2 separate regions of the Homo sapiens genome follow, and region 1 is linked to region 2. A link is a loop called in an ENCODE intact Hi-C map of the cell type or tissue named here. Cell type or tissue: mucosa of descending colon. All regions are shown on one strand. Links, peaks and the distances in the headings refer to the core of each region. The heading gives the core; the rest is flanking DNA. Region 1 has its middle 38 kb from the start of PEMT. Region 2 overlaps PEMT (phosphatidylethanolamine N-methyltransferase).

Region 1 (8,321 bases), core at 195-8,194, 120 kb after region 2:
CCGCCTCCCCTGTCATGCACATGGGAAAGGCCTGGCTCCTCTTAGGCCAGGCAGACCACCCTACTTTATTTGGCCTTGGGGCCAGTGGACAGGCCTTCTAGGGCTGCCACCTTGGTCCCCAGGGGCAGTGCACTACACACCAGGCATCGGCAGTGGGCACGACTCCCTCTGGGATTGTGCAAACAGGACCTCTCTCCAGCAGCTCCACGGAGCAGGTCTCAAGAGCCCCGGACCTGGGTTTGAATCTCAGCGGTGCCACTGGCTGGCTGACTGTAGGACTTTGGGCAAGTCACTTTACCTCTCTCAGCCTCTGCTTTTTCCTCTGCTAAGTGGGAACTAGAAGGCTGACCTCTCAGGGCTGCTGGAAGGGACAGAGGGGCATGTATAGAGTCCCTGGCCCATCCTTAGGGAGATGAGGGGAGAAACTTACACCCACTCACATATTCACACACACACACACACACATACACACTCCAAACAAAGTTTCATTTTTTTTCTTTTTTTTTTTGAGATGGAGTTTCCACTCTTGTTGCCCAGGCTGGAGTGCAATGGCGCGATGATCTCAGCTCAGTGCAACCTCCACTTCCCGGGTTCAAGTGATTCTCCTGCCTCAGCCTCCCGAGTAGCTGGGATTACAGGCACTTGCCACAACATCCGGCTAATTTTTTGTATTTTTAGTAGACGGGGTTTCATCATGTTAGCCAGGCTGGTCTCAAACTCCTGACCTCAGGTGATCCACCTGCCTCAGCCTCCCAAAGTGCTGGGATTACAGGTGTGAGCCACTGCACTGGCCCTAATCAGGTTTCAAATCCTTCTCTAAATACCCATCCTAGGCCACCATGTCTCACTGATTCTTTTATTCCTTTTTTTTTTAAGAACAATATCTAAAATGCAAAAAAAAAAAAAGGATATAATAATAAACAGTCATATTTTCATCACCCAGAGAAGTCCAGCCGCCAAGCAGGTGGCCTTTGATGGTGGGAGGCAGTGCCACCCCTGCCCTGCCTCCCTCTTCACTCTGGCTTACCCCATGGTGCTTTTCTGGCGCAGATGAGGAAACAGGGATTTGAGGGCTGCAGGAGGCAGAGGAGCCATCCTCCCGGTTCTCTCAGACAGGACAGGAAGCCTGGAGCACCCAGCTTCACAGAGGCCCCAGCACTTCCGTAGGCCTCGCACCACCTCCCTCACCCGCCTTTGCCAAGCCACCCGCTGTGATGATTTGAAGGCCACTCCGGCAGGGCAGAGAGGCCCTGCAGGTGATCTTGCACTCTGCCTGCATTTCCACCGCCAGAGCCTCAGATCTTTTGTTCTCCCAAATCAATGGCAGCAATGCTGTGGGCTGCCTCAAGTTTCGCCTCTCATCCTGGGATCGGGCGGGGGCTGGGAGTCCTATTGGACAGGGATGCCCCATTCGGGGGATTGCCAGTCAGGGCTGGGGTACGGGTGAACCCTCAAGAGTGACACATCTACTGGGTATTTAGACATGGGAAACAACTTCCCATTTGGCTGCGAGGAGGCTTCGGGAGCTGGGAAGTTCCCCTGCAACTGCCTGTGCTCCCGGGAGGAAAGGCCCCACCCAAGCCAGATCGTGGTCCCCTCGCAGGTGTAACGCATTGAGCTGGGTGAGCTGGGCAGCCTTGGAGTTGAAAGGACCCCAGGAATCCAGTCCAGGTCCCCTGTGGTGCAAATGGGGAAACTGAGGTCCGGACAGGGAGAGGACCTCACCCAGCCGGTGGCTGCCAGGTAACGCATGTCTTTGGTTTTGTCCCTTTAACTCTGTGAGTCTGGGTCTCAGTCTCCTCATCTGTCAGTTATAAATGATAATCCCACTACAGTCCCAGGGCATTGCCGGAGAAGCTGGCGGCGGCGTGGCAGTTGCTGTTCTCTGAAAAGTCCCCACTGTTCCTGCCCTCCCAGCCTTGGTCTTTGCTGGGCCCTGGGGTCCCTTCCTCAGGCTCCTCCCTGCTGAGCCCGCCCCCCGCACATCCTGGCTTGGGTCCCTGCAGTAAGCCCTGTTCTCACCCCCACCCCCGTCCAGGAACAAGGGCTGGGATGCTCTCACCAGCGTCAGCTTCTCTCATGCTGAAAGCTCTGACTCTTGCACCATGCCCAGGCCAGAGCCCTCACTCAATGCACTGAATAACTGAGCACACACAGGCACACCTGGAATCCTAACCGCTTCCACGGTCCCCTAAATGCTCATCCTGAGCCAGAAAGTCTAACTGACTCTTTTGTTGTTCTTTTTTTTTTTTTTGAGACAAGGTCTCGTTCTGTCTCCTAAGCTGGAGTGCAGTGGTGCAATCATGGCTCACTGTAGCCTCCAACTCATAGGCTCAAGAGATACTCCTACCTTAGCCTCTCAAGTAGCTAGGGCTGCAGATGTGACCACCGCACCTGGCTAATTATTATAATATTATTATTGTTATTATTTTTTGAGACGGAATCTTGCTCTGTTGCCCAGGCTGGAGTGCAATGGCATGATGTCCCGGCTCACTACAACCTCCACTTCCCGGGTTCAAGTGATTCTCCTGCCTCAGCCTCCCAAGTAGCTGGGATTACAGGCACCCGCCACCACGTCTGGCTAATTTTTTTGTATTTTTAGTAGAGACAGGGTTTCGCCATGTTGGCCAGGCTGGTCTCGAACTCCTGACCTCAGGTGATCTGCCTGCTGCGGCCTCCCAAAATGCTGGGATTACAGGCATGAGCCACCATGCCTGGCCTCACCTGGCTAATTTTTTGTTTGTTTTGAGATGGAGTCTCACTCTGTCGCCCAGCCTGGAATGCAGTGGCACAATCTTGGCTCACTGCAACCTCCAACTCCCAGGTTCAAGTGATTCTTCTGCCTCAGCCTCCCAAGTAGCTGGGACTACAGACGTGCGCCACCACGCCCAGCTAATTTTTTTACTTTTAGTAGAAACAGGGTTTCACCATATTGGCCAGGCTGGTCTCGAACTCCTGACCTCGTGATCCACCCGCCTCAGCCTCCCAAAGTGCTGGGATTACAGTTGTGAGCCATCACACCTGGCCTCACCTGGCTAATTTTTAAAAAATCTTTTGTAGATATGGAGTCTCACTATGATGCCCAGGCTGGTCTTGAACTCTTAGCCTCAAGTGATCCTCCCATCTCGGCCTCCCAAAATGCTGGGATTATAAGTGTGAGTCACTGTGCCTGGCCTGTTCTTCTTTAAAAGAAAAAAATCTGGCCGGGCGCGGTGGCTCACACCTGTAATCCCAGCACTTTGGGAGGCAGAGGCAGGCGGATCATGAGGTCAGGAGTTCAAGACCAGCCTGGCCATTATGGTGAAACCCCGTCTCTACTAAAAAAAAAAAACAATACAAAAATTAGCCAGGCGTGGTAGCACGTGCCTGTAGTCCCAGCTACTCGGGAGGATCGCTGAGGCAGGAGAATCTCTTGAACCCAGGAGGCAGAGATTGCAGTGAGCCAAGATCCCGCCATTGCCCTCCAGCCTGGGCGACAGAGCAAGACTCCGTCAAAAAAAAAAAAAAGAAAAGAAAAGAAAAATCTTAAAATGCAGAAAGATGGAAAGAATAATAAACAGCCATATTTCCCTCAGCCCAAAGTAAAACTGTCCACACCTCATCATTACTGCTTCTTTCGCTTTCTCTTTTGCCCGGGGGCAGGTGGCGGCATGGTGCACGGCGGGAGGCGGGCAGTGATGCCTGTTTTCCCCATGTTCCCCATTCACAATGGCCGTTGTCGTCCATGCCAGGTGGCCCCAGACCGATGGAAGAAAGGAAGCCCCAGTGGGAGTTTTGGTTTGGATGTCTCTGGTTATCCTCTCACACACTCACCAGCCAGCTCAGGTCCCCTCTGTACCCTGCTCACTCATATATTTTGCCATTTTTCTGTTGTGTTTCCTGCTTGTTCCTTGTTGGTCTGCAGGAGTTCTTTGAATGTGCTAGGTATGAATTCTTTGTTGGTTGTTTGGTTTGTGACATTTACATAAAATAAGATTAACTGGTTTTTTTTGTTGTTTTTTTTTTTTTGAGACAGGATCTTGCTCTGTCACCCAGGCTGGAGTGCAGTGGTCGAACTCCTGGGCTCAAGCAATCCTCCAGCCTCAGCCTCCTGAGCACCTGGGTCTACAGGCGTTGCACCACCATGCCCAGCTAATTTTTTGATTTTCTGTACAGACAGGGTCTTGCTATGATGTCTCAGCTGGTCTGGAACTCCTGGGCTCAAGCGATCTACCTGCCTCAGCCTCCCAAAGTGCTGGGATTACAGGTGTCAGCCACGGTGCCCAGCCAGATTAACCATTTTAAAGTGTATAGTTTAGTGGCATTTAGTATATTCACGACGTTATGCAATCATTACCTCTACCTTCTTCCAAAACATCTTCATCATCCCAAAAAGAAACCCCATCCTTCTTAAGCAATCTCTTCACTTTGCATTCCCCTCTTCCCCAATTCCTTGGCAACCAGCAACTGGCTTTCTGTCTCTATAGACTTACCTATTCCACATATTTCACATAAATGGAGTCATACAACATAGTGACCTTTTGTGCCTGGCTTTTTTTTTTTTTTTTTTTTTTTTTGAGACAGAGTTTCACTCTTGTTGCCCGGGCTGGAGTGCAATGGCGCGATCTCGGCTCACTGCAACCTCTGCCTCCTGGGTTCAAGTGATTCTCCTGCCTCAGCCTCCAGAGTAGCTGGGATTACAGGCATGCACCACCACACCCTGCTAAATTTTTGCATTTTTAGTAGAGACGCAGTTTCACCATGTTGGCCTGGCTGGTCTTGAACTCCTGACCTCAGGTGATCCACTCCCCCTCGGCCTCCCAAAGTGCTGAGATTACAGGCGTGAGCCACCGCGCCTGACAGCCTGGTTTTTTTTTTTTTTTTTTTTTACTTAACATGTTTTTTGTAGCATGTGCCAGTACTTTATTCCTTTATATGGCTGAATAATATTCCATTATGTGGCTATACCATGCTTTATTTAGCCATTCATCTGTTGATAGGTATTTGGGCTCCGCCATCTTTTGGCGATTGTGAATAGTGCTGCTATACCATTTGTGGTTATTTGTTTGACTACTTGTTTTCTTTTTTTTTCTCTTTTTTTTAGATGGAGTCTTATTCTGTCGCCCAGGCTGGAGTGCAGTGGCACAATCTCGGCTCACTGCAACCTTCACTTCCCTGGTTCCAGCGATTCTCCTACCTCAGCCTCTCAAGTAGCTGGGGCCACAGGCGTGAGCCACCATGCCCAGGTAATTTTTGTATTTTTAGTAGAGACTGGGTTTTGCCATGTTGCCCAGGCTGGTCTCAAACTCCTGGGCTCAAGTAATCTGCCCACCTGGGCCTCCCAAAGTGCTGGGATTACAGGCATGAGCTACTATGCCCAGCCAAAACCTCTTCTCCACATTCTCATCCACACTCCTCATTTTCCGTTTTACTTTTATTGTAGCCATCCTAGTGGGCACAAAGTGGTATATTAGTGTGGCTTTGACTTACATTTCCTTTTTTTTTTTTTTGAGACAGTCTCACTGTCACCCAGGTTGGAGTGTAGTTGGTGAATCTCAGCTCACTGCAACCTCCACCTCCCAGGTTCAAGCAGTTCTCCTGCCTCAGCCTCCCGAGTAGCTGGGATTACATGCGCACACCACCATGCCTGGCAACTTTTTGTATTTTTAGTAGAGACGGGGTTTCACCATGTTGGCCAGGCTTGTCTCAAACTCCTGATCTGAGGTGATCCACCCGCCTGGGCCTCCTAAAGTGCTGGGATTACAGGTGTGAGCCACCAACCCCGGCCTTACATTTCCTTCATGACTAATGGTGGTGAGCATCTTTTCATGTACTTGTTAGTCACTTGTACGTATTACTGAAGAAATGTATATTCAAGTCCTTTGACCCTTTTTGAATTGGGTTGTTTATCGTTTTGTTGAGTTGTAAGAGTTCTTTATATATTCTGGATATCTGACCCTTATAAGACATAATTTACAGACATGTTCTCCCATTCTGTGGGTTGCCTTTTTACTCTTGATACAGGTTGAGTACCCACATTCGCAATCATGTGAGGCGGGGTCCACCTTCTGTTCCACCGTGTAAGCCATCACCAGGCTTTAGCCAAACCATCCTTCCCCCTAGGCTGTGAGCCCACCTAGATTCCCATCACCACGTAAATGAGAATGTGATGGGTGCCCCTTTTGGGGTTCCATAGGCCAGTGAGAAGCAGTGAATTCGGGGTGCTCACAGCTCCAGGGATAGATCATGATGCTCAGAGTCATGAGAAACAGCATGAGCTGCAGAATAACACTGGCCCACAGCCACGCAGCCACATGTGTGCTTGTGTAAGGCTCGACACACAGCTAAAGAACAAATATCAGCCTCATTAAGAGGCAGCCTTGGGCTGGGTACAGTGGCTCACACCTTTATCTCAGCACTTTGGGAGACCAAGACAAGTGGATCACAAGGTCACAAGTTCAAGACCAGCCTGGCCAACACAGTGAGACCCCCGTCTCTACTAAAACTACACAAATTACAACAGGGGGCGGTGGCTCACACCTGTAATCCCAGCACTTTGGGAGGCCAAAAGGCAGGCAGATCACCTGAGGTTGGGAGTTCCGGACCAGCCTGATCAACGTGGAGAAACCTCATCTCTACTAAAAATACAAAAAATTAGCTGGGTGTGGTGGCGGGCACCTGTAGTCCCAGCTACTCAGGAGTCTGACGCATGAGAATGGCATGAACCTGGGAGGTGGAGTTTGCAGTGAGCCGACGTCACGCCACTGCACTCCAGCCTGGAGGACAGAGCAAGACTCCAGCTTAAAAAAAAAAATTTTGCCAGGTGTGGTGGTGCATGCCTGTAATCTCAGCTACTGGGAAGGCTGAGGCAGGAGCATCACTTGAACTCGGGAAGCAGAGGTTGCAGTGATCTGAGATTTCACCACTACACTCCAGCCTGGGCGACACAGCAAGACTCCATCTCAGGAAAAAAGAAGGCGGCAACCTTGGCAGGGGAGGAAGAGGAGAAGAGGGCTGGAGGAAGTACATACAGGAGAACACATTACAATTAAATAAAACGAGCACTGTCTCACATGGACCTGTTGGGTCTGGAATTGGTTCCTTCCGGTGGGTTCTTGGTCTTGCTGATTTCAAGAATGAAGCCACGGACCCTCCCCATGAGTATCACAGTTCTTAAAAATGGTGTGTCCAGAGTTTGTTCTTCCAGATGTTTGGATGTGTCCAGAATTGCTGCCTGCTGCTGGGTTCGTGGTCTTGCTGACTTCAGGAGTGAAGCCGCAGACCTTCTCAGTGGGTGTTATGGCTTAAAGGTGGCACGTGCAGTGTTGTTTGTTCCTCCCCGTGCATTCATGGTCTCCCTGGCTTCAGGAGGGAAGCTGCAGACCCTTGCAGTTAAGTGTTACAGCTCTTAAAGATGGCACGTCTGGAGTTCTTTGTTCCTCCCCGTGGGTTCCTGATCTTGCTGGTTTCAGAAGTGAAGCTGCAGAGTTTTGCCACTGGAGTGTTACAGCTCTTAAAAATGGCACGTCCGGAGTTGTTCCTACCTCGCAGTGGGTTCATGGTCTTGTTGGCTTCAGGAATGAAACCACAGACCTTTGTCGTGAGTGTTACAGCTCAAAAAGGTAGTGCGGACCTAAACACTGAGCAGCAGCAAAATTCATCATCAAAAGCAAAAAAACAGAACCAGGGAGCATCTTCGTTGCTGGCTCGGGTGGCCAGCTTTTATTCCCTTATTTGGCCCCACCCACATCCTGCTGATTGGTCCATTTTACAGCACGCTGATTGGTCCATTTTACAGAGTGCTGATTGGTCCATTTTACAGAGTGCTGATTAGTGCATTTTTACAGTGTGCTGATTGGTGCATTTTTACAGAGTGCTGATTGGTGTGTTTACAAACCTTTAGCTAGACACAGAGCACTGATTGGTACATTTACAATCCTTTAGACAGGAAAGTTCTCCAAGTCCCCACCTGGTTAGCTAGACACAGAGCACTCATTGGTGTGTTTTTACAGAGTGCCGATTGGTGTGTTTACAAACCTTTAGCTAGGCACAGAGCGCTGATTGGTGCATTTACAATCCTTTAGCTAGACAGAAAAGTTCTCCAAGTCCCCACCCGACCCAGAAGCCCAGCCAGCTTCACGCCTCACTGTGATAGCAACATGCCAGGACTTAGCCCCTGCACCAACACCCAAGGAAGAAGTGAAAGGACAGCTCTTTGGCACGAGGTGCTCCAGCCAGGCCCCTTCGAGTTTCCTATGACCCGTCATCGCTTTGACCTGCCTGGGTCCCTGAAGGGCCCTAACAGAGGAGGAAGGGCTCTTCTGGCAGGGGAAGAGGCCTGT
Region 2 (8,321 bases), core at 90-8,089:
ACCACAGCCGTGGCACATGCTGTTCCCTTGGGCGGGAAGGCTCCTCACCCACCCCACTGCCTCACCTCCTGACACCTGCTCACACCCAGATCTGACTTCAAAACTCACCTCACCAGCGAGAATGATTCTGCAGAGCCTGAGGACGCAGATCGATCATGGCAGCGATGAGAGGAAAACATCCCGCCCTGTCCCCATCCTGCAGTGGCTTGTCCCAAGGGGTGGCGTGCCCCTGAGGGCAGGGCATGAAAACCATGCTCATAGCTGAGTGAGTCCCCTGCCTGTGTCATAGAAGGACTAACTCAATATTGTTGGATGGATGGATGGACGGATGGACGGATAGATGGATGGACGGATAGATGGATAGGGGTGTCCAGGTGGAGGGAATGGCGAGAGTAGACGCAGGAATAAGCGGAGGTGATCTGAGACCTGAAGACATCGCAGGAGCCCAGATGGAGGGAAGGAGGCCGCGGTGGGACAGGCTCTGGGGAGAGAATAAGTCCTGGGCCCCAGGGTTAATGGGCCAAGACTTCCTTCTGAGGACAACAGGGGGTTGAGGGGGTGTCCTGACCCCATTTGCATTTGGCAGGGGGGGTGGTGTGAGGGTGAAGCGCAGGGGTGAGTGGGGAGTGGGCAGGAGGTGGGAGCCCTGAGGGGAGGGGCCCACTGGACTGAGCCAGGCCGGTTGCCAGGGAACCAGGCTTCCTCCGGCTGCACACACAGCTGGGTGCTGAGTAAGTGGTACCTAAAAATAAAGCCCCCCAGTGGGGGCTGGGACTGATGGGGAGTGGAGGTGGGGAGCAGGGAACTGCCTAGGAACATGAGCAGTGCTCAGGCTGAGACTTTCTGGCACCTCCCACCCATGGCCCGGATCCCAGGCCGAGCATCCTGGCTGGGGAGACAGGGAAGGAGGCCCAGAGAGAGAAGGAGCCAGCACAGCTGAGGGATGGAGAGGCTCTGTGGCCCAGACCCTGAAGGCCACCTGCCTGGGCTGTGGGGCCCGGTCAACTGGGCACCTGGGATAGCGAAGACACAGGTGAGGGTCAGCCTTGCCCAGCAACCCTGGCACCATCATCCACTCTACCTCCATATGCAGAGTGGGAAGTTGGGGAACCTGCCCAGGTCCAGGGGCGAGGGGGCTGGGGCTGGGGCTGGGGCAAGAGGAGTTCAGGGCTGGCAGCCCTGCCTCCACCATGTGCCCTGGGGGCCAAGGAAGTGGGACAAGAGGCCGTGTGATGAAAGGGTCAGGTTCACTCCTCGGAAGCCCTGTGGCTTCTGACAGCTCTGGCCTGGGGACTCCTGTGCTGGGGGGTGAGTCTCCTTGCACCCGCCTCCAGCCCTCCAAGGAGAGGGCCAGGCTTGCCTGGAAGGCTCAGGAATGCGGCCCGGGACCCCATCTTGGCGGTGTGAGCACGAAGATCCTGGATTGAGGGCGCTTTGTAAATATCCATTCAGGCCGTGGCTTTGCAGCCCTGAGCGAAAGTAACGGGAGGTCAAGGGAAAGCCGGCCCTCGGCCACTGTCTCTGAGCTTGACTGAGGACCCCTGGAGCTGGAGGAGGGCGGTGATCTGCCTGAGGTCACAGGTGGAAGAGGAGAGGGGCTGGAACAGGTGGAGGCCTCTCCCCGCAGAACCCTAATCCCCACACGGCCTCCGGGAGCCCCTGACTGGCCTTCGGGGCTCACAGAGAGACCCTGAGGGATAATGTTGACCAAAGCTGAAGGGCTGAGGGCCTCTAGCACCCCGGGGAGAATCACCCCAAAGCCCACCAAGCATAGAAGTCCTCGACCTGCCCCAGTCAGGGGGCCTGGAGTCCTGGGGGCTGAGGGGTGACCCTGCCACCAGCAGCAGAACTGGGATGAAAACAGGAAGTGGCGGCATGGATGCCAGGAGGAGAGGGGGAGGGTGTCCCCTCTGTCCACCTCAGGAGTCCCAGTGGCAATGGCTGAGCCTACACTCCTGGTCACTGTGCCCTGCCTCCCCCAGATGAGGCTTACCCTTGCAGGGCCCACCCCTCACCCCCATACAGACACATAGGGTGCCCAGCATGTGTCCAGCTGCTGGTCAGCACAAGGCCATTCATTTAGGAATGACAGTGTCATCTGCCCAGCTAGACTGGGGTGGCCAAGGACAACATGCCCACACCTCTCCACCCTCATGCTGACGGACACGGGGCTGGATCCTCCAAGGGAAGAGGCAGCAGAGGGGCTGTCTTGGGTGTGCTGGGGCAGGGGTGGGAGCAGGTGACACAAGACACCAAGTCTCCTGGAGATGAAACCATGGCCATGGCCAGGTGAGCCCCTGACGCCTCCTAAGTACCTTACTGGGAGGCCTGGAGAGAGGTGCCCACCCCTCAGCTCTGAGATTTCAAGACAGAAAGGCTGGAGCCAGCCTTGCTCGGGAGCTATTTGACCTGATATTCGTGCCCCAGGCCTGCTCCTTCCCCACACAGACAGACAGAGGCTGGAGCAGATGTTGGGGTCAGGGTGCCTTTATTGGTGAATGGGAATGTGTGGGTTGGAGCTCAATGGCCATATGTCGGCACGTCCAGGGTCCCCAAGGCAGCAGGTTCCAAGGCACTGGGGCAGCCCACGCCGGGGGCGAGCCCTGAGCAGCAGGCACCATTCTCGCCCTGCGCAGGGCCTGCCACTTGGGGCAGGCCAGGAGGCTGGCCAGGCCTTCAGCAAAGCTGTTGCAGCTCAATCAGCTCCTCTTGTGGGACCCGGAGGCTTTCTGCCGGTAGATCTCAGCGGTGAAGGGCCTGCCGGGCAGCGGGGAGAGGCTTCGGTCAGCAGGTCCTGGGGGTGACCCACTGCCCGCACCAGAGCTCTGCGTCCATCAGCTTGAGGGTGTCCAGATGGGACCGGGATCCCCTTCATCCCCCAGAGCCACTGGGGCAACACTGACTTGGAGCCTTCAGAGCGCAGGCGGGAGAGGGGAGGGGAGAGGGGCCGGCTGCCTGCTGGGTCCTGCAGGCCGCATTGTAAGCTACCATGGCCGCTCTGACCTGGGAGCCCTGGAGTGGGCCTGGCTGACGGCAGCCTGTCCTGAGCCTGCCCTGGCCACAAGGAAAGGTTCTAGAGGGAGAGACAGGGCCAGTCGGGCAGCCACGCCCCCACCCGCCGCAGCCCCTACTCACTCTTCGTATAGGAGAGCCACTATGTAGGTGAGGGCCACCAGCACCGTCAGGAGCAGGCCCGTGGGGCTGGCGTGCCTGAAAGGACAGAGGCAGGTCAGGCCTGGCTGGAGCCAGGGTCTCTCAGGGCCACGGCCCACCTGCCCAGGCTGGCCCTTCCTGCCGTGACCCTGGCCCTCCGGCCGACGCTGGGCCACTTGGGCCGACCGAGCCCAGGCAGCACTGCCCCTTCCTGAGTCTGGCTTTTGTGCCAGGACCAGGGTCCCCATGTTCTCGGTCCTGATCCATTTATCATCATTGTCTGCCTGTCTGGCCTGGCTGGGTTCCCTCAGGGTGGGGCCTGCTCACTCTTTCCGGGTCTCCAGCCGCCAGCCCAGAGCTGGGAACGCAGCCCCAGGCGGAAGAGTCCCAGTGGCTAGGGCTGTTCATTCCCGCACAGGAGGAGATTCTGGGGCAAAGTGCTCCCGTCTCCCAGAAACCATGCTCTGAGGAACAAAGGCTGTTTTCTAGAAATGAGTCCAGGGTCCCCCAAAGCCAGTTTGGTCCACCCTGAGTCCCCAGCCCCTGGCCACAGGTGCAACCCCATGGCCACGCCCTGGGAGGATCTGGCTGTGGGGAAGGGGGCTTAGGAGCTGCCGCCCCGCCCAGCCCTCAACACCTAGCCCAGCTTGGGCTCTCCCAGGTGGTGGGACAGCAGCCCCACGCCCAGGAGCCCCCGGTCACCCCAGCCCAGAGGACGGGAGGCCCCAGGCAGAGCATACAGCAGGCCCAAGGCCGGATGGAGCATCGCCAGGGGCTCTTTGCTGGTGACCAGCTCCTGACCCCGCCACACCAGTAAGCAGCGGCAGCTCGTCAGTGACGGCACCAAGGAGCCCGGGCGCAGCTGCTTTGGGTTTCCAGAAATAGCTGCCGTCAAGCTGTCCCCCAATCTATTTCTATAGTTACCTCTGATCCCACAGCTCCCGCAGGTGCTGGGCTGCTGCCAGGGAGGAGGGAGGGAGGGAGGAAGAGAGGAAGGAGAGGGAGGAAAGGAGCTGTCTGGCGGGCACAGAGGGCGCATGGGCAGGCCTGGGCCAGGGGCTGTGCCCTCCTTGGCTGCCCCTGTGCCAAGCTGCCCCCTCCCCAGCCAAACCATCACAAGAACCTCAGGCAGGGCTGGATCGAGGTGAGGGCTGGAGGACACCTGTGGACCCCGTGGGGACCCTCTGCCCTGCCCACTGCCTTCCACCCCTGGACCTCACACTGGTCTGCCTGTCTGGGAGCTGCAGGAGGCAGGGCAGACGTAAGCAAAGATCCAAGCCCAGGCTCCAACCCCAGGCCTGGCAACCAGCAGCGACCCCACTGTGGGCGCCGAGGGGGACAGGAGTCCCTGATTGCACAACACGAAGCAGGAGGCCCACCTGTCCCTCACAGCCAGGCCACCACCTCTGCCATCTGTCCCCTGGCATCGGGCTCACTGCCACACAGCCTGCTGGGGTCCTACATGCCGGGGAGCTCAGACACCTGGAAGCCCATCTCCGGGGCCCTGGCAGGTGAGAGACAGATGGGCCGTGGGAGGCCTGTGGGGGTCCCCGCTGTGTCAGCGTCTGGCCAGATAATGGCTCATCTCTAATGAGCTCCTGGACCATTGATGCCATCTCTCAGCACGCTGCATGGCTGATGTCCTCTGGAGGCGGCTTATGCGTCCCCCAGAGCCCTGGCCTGGCTGCCCCGAGCCCAAGGGTGACTCTCACTCCAGGGCACAAGACACTGCTGGGGACACTAAGCCACTGGGGAGGCACCGAAGGTTGGGGGGTTAGGGAGGGATTCGTGCAGGAGGGAACACTTGACGTTGGGTTTGGAAGGACTGACAAGGGGCATAAGTGGGAGGGTTCTAGGCGAGGGAACAGTGTGTGAGTGCATACATGCATGTGTTTGTGCACACAGAGGAGAGGGGGGAGCCAGGTGTGTTGGGAACCCTAAGCCTGCAGGGACGACCTGGGTGGGGGGGATTGTTTTGAGTTTGGGCTCATCCTGTGGCCCCAGTGGGGGTGCTCCATGGCCGGTGAGCCTGGGGGCACATAGTCTGGGCCTTAGCAGGCAGAGGGACCAGGCTAGAAGGCAGGTAGGACGTGTCCCTGGGGACTGCCTGGCCTGGACGTGGGGTGGGGGTAGGGTGGGTCCCAGCCAGACCCACAGCCCCCCTTCTAGCTTCTGCTGTCTCCAACCCCCGCTGCTACGGTCCCAACTGCTGAAGGTGGGAGCCAGGAGGCAACATCTTGCGCTTGACATTCACTGTTTACGATTCACTCCTTTGGGATCCTCAGGTCTTGTGGAGAACCTGTAAATTCTAGGCCAGTGGTTTTCAAGTGTTAAACAAAAGCAGTGGAACACTGTCTGCCAAAAAACCTTCTATGGAAGAAAATGGCTAAACTAGAACTGCTGGGGTGGGGGCTGGGTATGAAGCCGAGGGCAGCGCCCGCTGTGCCATCCTTGACCGCAGGTCCTCTGACCCGCCGGGGGAGCACATCTCCATACCTTGTCAGTACCCGTACCTGGCTGAGGCCGACAGCAGTTCTAGGCTTCCCTCATGGCACGGGGCCCCCTCTGTGGGAAGGGGTATCTGCCACATGGGCAGAGGCTATTGGGGCACAGGGAGTTCTGTCAGCTGCGGGTGAGCTGGGCCCTGGCGGCTCTGGCCAACCCCTCCTGCGGGGAAGATGGGTCGGGTGGTCCCAGCCCTGATGTCCCCGCACAAGGGTCCGCAAACTACGGCCTAGGGGCCAAGAACGCCTGTTACATTTTTAAACGGTTAAAAGCAAAAGGATCAAAAAGAATGTTTCATGACACGTGAAAAGAATCTGAAATTTAGGCTTCAGTGTCTGTAAGTGGAGCTGTGCTGGCGCCAAAGACGCGCATCCATTTTCCTGCGTCTGCAGCTGTTTTGTGTGGCAGGACCAGGGCTGAGCAGCTGTGACCTGCCTGCAGCCTTTGAGCCTCCACACTCCAGCCCTCTTTGGAGAAGCTGACCACCCTGTTCTGGGATGTTGTTTCTGTTACCATAGATAAGACGCTTCTGAGAAAGGGAGAACCAGGGCGCCTAGGCCCCCACAAATGACACGTTCTTCCTTTCTCTCTCTCCAGGGGCCCTGGCCCCCGCGTCCTGAGCTGCACCAGCTCCTCTCCGGGAGGTGGCCAGCAGGGCAGAGGGGTGGCAAGCCTGGTACTCACATGATGGCCCAGCCCAGGTAGTTGGCTGTGCTTCCCCAGTACATGGGGTTGTCCAGGATGTTGAAGGGGAACACGGTCACTCTCGCCTCCTTGAGGATCCCGAAGTAATCACCTGTGGATGAGGCAAGGCAGGGTCCCTCGGCTATTCATCAGCCCTGGCCACACCATCACTGAGGGAGGCCCCAGAGCGGGCTGTGGCGAGACCTGCAGGTGAGACAGGGCCCTGCCCTCCAGGAGACTTCAGAGAGTTCAACAATGGGCAGAGTCAGAGGGACCCAACAGGCACGCAGACAGCAGAGGGCGTGGGGCCTAAGGACTAAGGTGCTGAGCACCGCCCCTGCCCCACTGCTCCTCTTCTCGAGCACTCTGACCCAGCCATGCTGGCCTTCCTCTTCTTCCTGGCTCTGCACACGCTGTTCCCTCCCCTGCGATGCCTTTCCCTGCTCTCTGTACAGAGAGCGCCTTTCCTCCTCAGGCCCTTCGCCCTCTGCTCATGGCGCCTCTTTATGCAGACCCTTCCTCTTCCTGTCCTACCTCCCACTCTTCCTCGCTCTGGTGAGTTCCTCTCCCTCTAGGGGCCTCAGCTGGTTGCTAAGGGCTGCTCTGCTCCACACCCCAGGCTGTGTGGCTCTGGCACCAGGGCCTGGCCACAGCACGCCTCCCGTTGCTCTGGGAGGTCAGCTCTGGTATTGTTTTCTCACTCAGCTGCCCAGAGGAGCTAGACCCAGTGGAGAGAGGGTGACTATTGAACAGCCTGTTCCAGACAGGCCAGCCATGCACCCGTCAGCCGCACAGCCACAAGGCGTCCCCCGGCAGAGCTGCTCTGAGCCATAAGGGAGTGGCCGGGGTCACAGTCACAGTGTCTGTCCCAGGCCCACAGAGGACAGTCCCACTGGACACAGAGTAACCGCTCCATAAAGGGTGTGGCTTCGTTCCTCCCAGCCTTCTGTCCCCAGAAACCCCTCATTTGTCTCTCCTCCCAGAGGACAATGGAGCTTCATCCAAGGCGGAAAGTAGGGCAGCTGCCCGACAATGGGCAGCATGGGCAGGAGGGGTCCAGGAGCTTCATCACCATCTGGGGACACGGGGCAGGGCCCAGGACCACTGGAAAGTTCTTTCTTCCCAGGAAGCAGGAAGTGGGGCACAGGGTGTGCGTAGATGGCACAGAAACCCAATTCGAGCTGAGTCACAGCAGGAAGTGACCACCTTTGCCTACATACCGCGCTGCTGGTCCTCGGTGTTTCTAGGCCATGTCTGCTGGCAGGGCCGCCAGGAGGCTGTGGCCACTGGTGTTTGCAGGCTCCTTCCCTCCCTCTGACTGTCCAGGACCCCCAGCTTGTTCTTCCACTGCTGAGGGGCTCCACCCACCATCCTGGCTCTCCTTACGCTGCCTCTGCAGCCCTCCCTGTCCAGATCCACCCGAGCACTGGCCACTGGAGGGCCCCCGCCGCTGGTCTCCCACAGGACCTGATTGCACAGCCCGGAGTCCCCCTTCCCATGGGGCCCTCACCGCCCTCACATCCTGGAAGGGCCCCTCCACAGCTCCTCCTGAGCCCCACCTCTGATCCTGGCTCCATCGGTCCAACCTCTTCCTTGCTGGGACCCCCCCTATGGCTCCCACCTCTCTGGGGATGGAGCCTCAGCCCCTTGGATGGCCTTCAAGGCCTCGGCTCATCCTCCTGCCCTGTCCCAACCGACAGCACCTGTGCGGCCAGTCCAGCTGCCCCCCACCTCCAGCTGCCAGCTACTCTGCCCTCAACCTCCCTCTCCTTGCACCAAGGCTTTTTTCTCTTTCCTACCTGCCCGCACCTGCCCCCACCTGGCAGATCCAGACGCTCCTGGCTGCTGTCCCCCTTCCTGGACCAAACTCCCTACAGCGTCTGCCTGAGCAGGAAGCACTGAACTGCCTGTGGGTGCCCCCCACAGTCCCAGAGAGGCCTGGCCATGGGCGATCCAGAATGCTGCACCCACAGATGCCA

What was found. A loop is a pair of places that touch in the nucleus more often than their neighbours do. Peaks named below come from ENCODE experiments on the same cell type or tissue, not always from the same donor. Only the 100,000 strongest peaks of a DNase experiment are listed, where the experiment ranks them.
Region 1: it touches region 2 in a loop (2.6-fold over the local background); 28 of 110 quality-filtered maps call a loop at or near these places.

The regions. Positions count from the first base shown.
Region 1 is chr17:17,625,085-17,633,405 of GRCh38, forward strand. No RefSeq gene overlaps it. Among named protein-coding and RNA genes, the nearest start is that of PEMT, 38 kb to the left of the region's middle. RefSeq lists enhancers at 635-1,540, 1,541-2,446, 3,540-3,699. In mucosa of descending colon, for the core only: no CTCF peak of the experiment used is centred there; a DNase peak (open chromatin) is centred at 3,667.
Region 2 is chr17:17,503,092-17,511,412 of GRCh38, forward strand. It overlaps PEMT (phosphatidylethanolamine N-methyltransferase), which reads right to left. Exons shown (of 7, transcript NM_148172.3): 5 at 6,343-6,454; 6 at 3,136-3,210; 7 at 2,472-2,757. The coding sequence ends at 2,700. Among named protein-coding and RNA genes, the nearest start is that of RASD1, 11 kb to the left of the region's middle. RefSeq lists an enhancer at 281-1,253. In mucosa of descending colon, for the core only: no CTCF peak of the experiment used is centred there; DNase peaks (open chromatin) are centred at 3,490 and 3,900.